Regions from separate parts of the Homo sapiens genome. Here region 1 is linked to region 2. Evidence: read pairs that join two places in POLR2A ChIA-PET (ENCODE). Cell type or tissue: PC-3. All regions are shown on one strand. Each heading gives the region's core, and the rest is flanking DNA. Links, peaks and the distances in the headings are about the cores only. Region 1 has its middle 47 kb from the start of HS6ST2. Region 2 overlaps HS6ST2 (heparan sulfate 6-O-sulfotransferase 2).

Region 1 (2,818 bases), core at 267-2,766, 64 kb before region 2:
TTAATTCTTCCTATAAAAGAAAAACCCTTTCTACCTGACTTTTGAGATACTTGCAGATATTATGGTCACAGGGTTATCCCTACCACAGTAGTCCCATTCCTTCTATTTCAACGGTCCCTTCAAATAAAGCGTCTCTTTACCAAAGTCCAGATTTGTTTGTTGTCGTTGTTGTTGTTGTTTTGACCCGTAGTCTTCCTTGGCTCCAATGTGTAGCAGCAACCTGATTTCTCTTTGGTAATCAGGATCCATGACTAGTAGATTAACCCCTCCTTATGCCAGTATTTTCAGCAGCACAAGGAGACCAAAATGGCCAAATGGCACTTTCAACTTCCAATTCAGTGGAAATACTGTTGTGCCTCTGGTGGAAGCATCCCCGCCTTGGGAACCAGTATCTCTAAATGAGCAGAGCTCAAAATTCCTGAAATGGAAAGCAAAAATTCAGGAAGTGGGTTATTAGGTGTAATCGTGAGAGGAGCCACCCCTACTGCCACTCCCTGATTTCTTAGCCCATTTATTATGGGTATGGAGAAGATAACACCACACTGTGGTCTCACATTTAAAGCACAAACTGCATCCTGTGAGCTGAATCCCATCCAGTCAGGATGTTTTTCTTCTAATTGGCACTGCAACTGAGTCTTCAGTAAGCCATTCCACCTTTCAGTTGGACCAGCTGTTTCTGGGTAATGAGGTATGTCACAACACCAGTTACATCCATGGGTATGAGACCTTTGCCACACTTCTTTTGCTGTGAGATGAATTCCTTTGCTGATAAGATTCAGGGCTGTGTGGAATGCCATGATGGAAGATTGGGCATTCTGTGAGTCTATGGATGGTGGTGCTAAGAGAAGCATTACTAGTAGGGAAGACAAACCATATCTATATTTATACCCAGATCTCTGTATCTATTTTAGTGAGGACAAATATTTGCCTCCATGGTGGAAGAGGTCCAGTGTCGTCAGTCTGGCAGTAGGTGGCTGGTTGGTCATCTTAGGAATGGTGCCGTATCTGGGGCTCAGTGTTCATCACTGCCATCAGCAGGTTAGGCCCTCAAGATAGCTTTAGCCAGGCCAGCCTTCATGAAGGGAGGTTCATGTTGTTTTGCCTGTGCCCAGCTTCCATCTCTGCCACCACTGCCACTTTGTCCACAGGCCTGTTCGGCAAGCACTCAGATGGCTGGAGAAAGAAGCTGACTGACATTGCCAGGGTGCATAATTTTGTCTACCTGATATTGTCACAGTCTGTGTCCATTCTGAGTCATCTGTCCACATACTTCTTCCCCAGACTTCCTCATATCCACACCGCTGACCCACTCCACAGTACCAGCTGCATGAAACAGCAGAGCCCCCTTTCTCCTGCAATGTCCTTCCATCGCCCTCTACTGGTAAAGCTCAGCATTTTCATTTTGGAATGTTTTAAAGAATTTTGTCCATTATCACAGAGCACTTATTGATGGATGAATTTGGAACTAAAAGATGATACATTGATAACTGGGAGAACTTCTTCACTTCAATATCACCAAAACCTTGGCCTATGTAGATTGGAATCTTGTTTGCTTAGCTAGTAAATTTCTGAGCCTCAGTTTTTTTTTGACCCTTGGTTAATAGCTCAAAAGGCATATTCCCCAACCCTGGATCCATCTGTAACATGAAAGGCTTAATACTTGTATGTTTTCAGCAACATAGTCCCCAAATACTTGAAAGGTCCCTTCATAATCTTGCCTAAAACCCCTGATCCCACCTTTTTCTACCCCACAGAATACTTGCTTCACCTAAAAATTTAAAAACAAGGTATGCATTCATTCCACAGTCATGGATGCTCCAAAAAGGTGATTAGGCTAGTTCATCTGCAAACACAGGCTTTAAGGCTCTTAGGTTTGAGGGAAGAAAGACACAGACACACATTTTTTTTTTTTTTTTTTTTTTTTTGAGACTGAGTCTTACTCTGTCGGCCAGGCTGGAGTGCAGTGGCACAATCTAGGATCAGTGCAACATCTGCCTCCCAGGTTTAGCGACGCTCATGCCTCAGCCTCCCGAGTAGCCTGGGATTACAGGCACACGCTACTATGCCCTGCTAATTTTTGTATTTTTAGTAGAGAAGGGGTTTCACCAAGATGGCCAGGCTGGCCTCAAACTCCTGACCACCCGCCTTGGCCTCCCAAAGTGCTGAGATTACAGGGCGAGCCACTGTGCCCAGTCAGAATTTTTTATACTAACATGCCACCCCTGCTTTCCTTCCAGTCTTTTTGACGCAGAGAAGGTCTACTGATTTGCATTAGGAAAGAATCGCTGGTGGTAATGAAAGTACTAGACAGAAGCTGACCTGATGTAACAATTGTTTTCCATACCTGAGATTTTACTGCTGCTACAGGGCCCTGGGCATCATGGTACTGAGCAGTTTCTGAGATAGCTTAGGCCACCAGTATGTCCTCTGGTGCATACTGGATATCCTTGGGCACGGTTGGTGCCCTTTGATCAGGGCCTACCCAGAAGGCCTAGGGTAGCTGCAAAACACTCATAGGACTGTCCCCAGTTCCCATAAAGCCTCTGCCTAGTTTTCAGGCAGACAGTTTTCTACTCTACTCGATGAAACATGCAAGCCCATTGTTCTTCAGCCCCTCCGTATGCAGCAGCCTGGTTCATTACATAATAGACTACTTTTACTTTGGATTGAGTCCACTCATCTCTCATAGCCCACTTTTATGTCTGCTGTCACTTCATTCAGTCTCTAAAACCTCTCCATTTATTAGCACCCTCCATTCAGTCTCCTCCCCAAGACTGCCTTTCCTCAAAGTATCACATTCTTCAATTGCCTCTTATTC
Region 2 (2,818 bases), core at 156-2,655:
ATTCCCATAGGAGTGACCATTCTCTTCCTTTTGGAAGGGGCAGCTTTAGAAAAGTGCCATTATGCAAAGCTGAAGGCCATAAAAAAGTGCCATTAAAGAGAATGCAAATTAGCATGGGCCTACCAGCCTGGCAGGCATTATTAATGTTGGAGGTAAAGAAATTAGGTTGAAGGTATGGAAGAACCATAAAAAAACAACCAGAGGCCAGTGTGACATTGGGCTGATGGCCACTTAAGCTGATGCCTCATGGCTGAGACTTTGCTAAGTGGAAGATTAACTGACAAAACAGCTTGAAGGTTGACGAACTATTTGAGCTCATTGCCAGATACTCTAGAGGCAAAAATACTTATTTTTGTGATTTTTTTTTCTGAAAGTGGCACAGTATGTTCTAAGAGTATAATAGGCCAGCTCCAGAGCATTAAAGCAATGTTGAAATGAAGCATATTGGTGTGAATGATGCATAGTAGGCTATTTATGAAAAATTACTTCAATAAAAAACTTCATGAACATGTAAACATGATTTTATGTATAAACACACTATAAGATTTATGAAAGATAATCATACTAATATGAGAATATGAAGCTGAAGCAAGGTATTTTTTAAAAATTACATTGTTGAACAAAATGGTCTGAATATTTCTGCTTTTAGGTAAGGATCTATGCTTTGCAGCTGCCTCCTTCAGTTTGTTTTTATGACTTAAGCAAATAAAAAAAAAAGAGATCATTTTAGCATTAGTATAGCATTCTACAATCTTCTGGAAGCTTTTATATTTATCGCCATATGGGTGTACATTAAATCTGCATCTCCCTCTCGTTTATATGTTTATGAAGTTATAAAGATATACACATGCGCACACAAAATAATTAAGCAAGTGATGTGTGTTTGACAACGATTGGTGACTTAATGCCAATTAGAGGGTGTTAAAAAAGAACACTTGCTTTCTTAATCCAATTGTTCCCATGCTTTTTGGTTTATGCACTTAAGGAGAGAACCCATTTAAAGTGCCAGAATTTGCATACATGCAGCTTTGACTGAGCCTTCTATTTAATCCAGTGGTCTTAAAAAATTATTAGTGAGGGTTTTAGAGACCTACATGTCATGAGATCCATTAGGACGAGACTGAAAGTACACTTTTTGGCTGCCTCCTTTATGGGAAGGGGTGTGCTTTTGATATGGGGAGAGCTAAAGGTATGTGGATCAGCTGGACTGTTTAATGCAGCCAGATTAGCTCAGCTCATCTCAGTTAGAGCATCTTGTGTTGCAGCCACCTTGCCTAATGCCATTATGGGAAAGTGGCTCATAATTTTCCAGAGTTCAGCTGAATGCTAAGTGAAAGGCTACATACAGTGTTCGTATGTATGAAAGTTAGCAGTTGCATTGACGAACTCTTCTGTTTTAAAAATTCTGGTTGGACTGGAATGGGCAGGATTGTGATATTCCCCTTTCAATGTCATGTTTGTTTTGCTTTAAATCATGGTGATGTAACCATTATTCATTGTAGGAAGATTATGGCTTCAGTGTCCAAGGACTGGGTGCGGGGTTTCAGGTTGTGACCTTTGGCTGAGAATGCCTTCTCTAGAGAATGTCACAGAGGTCAGATTTCTATGCTGACTGCAAACAAACCTGCGACCACAAAATTCAGCTCTTCTGATTTGCTAGGATCTGACTCCAGGATGCAGTACTTTCTGGTTAACAGAGGGGGCTCTTGTATGCAGTAAACCTCCCAAGATGGAGAGATGTGGTATCAGCTATTTTCATTATAGCCATCTTAGGAGTGTGAAGTTGTATCTCATTGTGGTATTGATTTGCATTTTTCTGATGGCTAATGATGTTAAACATTTTTTCATGTGCCTATTGCCCATTTGAGTATCTTCTCTGGAGAAATATCTATACAGGTTGTTTGACATTCTTAATTGTGTTATTTCTTTTTCTTTTTAATATTAATTGGTTTTTTTTAAACATATTCTAGGTTCAAGTCTCTTATAAGATATACGCTTTGCAAACATTTTACCCCCATTCAGTGGTTGTTGCTTCACTTTCTTGAAGGTACCCATTGAAGCAGGAAAGTTTTAAATTTTGGTGAAGTCCAATTTAATTTTTTTCTTTGTCACTTCTGAAGGCTTTGCCTAGTGTTCACAAAAATTTACTCCTATATCTGCTTTTAAGAGTTTTATAGTTTAACCTTTTACAGTAAGGTCAATGATCTATTTCAGGTTAATTTTTGTGCATATTGTGAAAAAGGAGACACACCCATAAGATTGGTATAACTTTATCCTTTTTTATTTAGGTAATATTTGTCCCAGAATCCTTTGTTGAAGACTGTTTTTCTTTATTCATTTTCCTTGGTACCATTATACAAAACCGGTTGATCATAAATGTTTGGATTTATTTCTGGATTCTATTTTACTTGTCTATAAAGCTATCTTTAATCAAGTGACACACAGTCTTGACTACTGTTGCTTTGTAGCTAGTTTTGAAAGCAGGAAGTGCGAATCTTTTATTTATTTTTTCTTTCTCTAGATTGTTTTGGCTATTCTTGGCACCTTGAATTTCATTGTGAATTTTAGCATCAGCTTATCAATATCCACAAAGAAGCCGGCTGGGATTTTTTTAGGGATTGTATTAAATCTGTAGATCAATTTTGGGGAGTATTGCCATATGGACAATATTGTTTTTCAATTCAAAAACATGGGCTATTTTTCCATTTGTTTAGGTCTTCTTTAAATTCTTTCAGTGCTAATTTTGAAGCCTTTAGATTGTAAGTTTTGAATTTATTTTGTTAAATTTATTTAAAAGTATTTTACTCTTTTGATATTA

The links. Peaks named below come from ENCODE experiments on the same cell type or tissue, not always from the same donor. Only the 100,000 strongest peaks of a DNase experiment are listed, where the experiment ranks them.
Region 1: POLR2A ChIA-PET joins it to region 2 with 6 read pairs; 1 of 35 experiments calls an interaction of 5 or more read pairs at or near these places.

The regions. Positions count from the first base shown.
Region 1 is chrX:133,003,780-133,006,597 of GRCh38, reverse strand. No RefSeq gene overlaps it. Among named protein-coding and RNA genes, the nearest start is that of HS6ST2, 47 kb to the right of the region's middle. In PC-3, for the core only: CTCF peaks have their summits at 1,163 and 1,365 (motif pointing left); no DNase peak of the experiment used is centred there.
Region 2 is chrX:132,939,700-132,942,517 of GRCh38, reverse strand. The region is part of intron 2 of HS6ST2 (heparan sulfate 6-O-sulfotransferase 2); the gene reads left to right. Among named protein-coding and RNA genes, the nearest start is that of HS6ST2, 18 kb to the left of the region's middle. In PC-3, for the core only: a CTCF peak has its summit at 1,718; a DNase peak (open chromatin) is centred at 1,527; H3K4me3 peaks cover 694 bases; H3K27ac peaks cover 2,364 bases.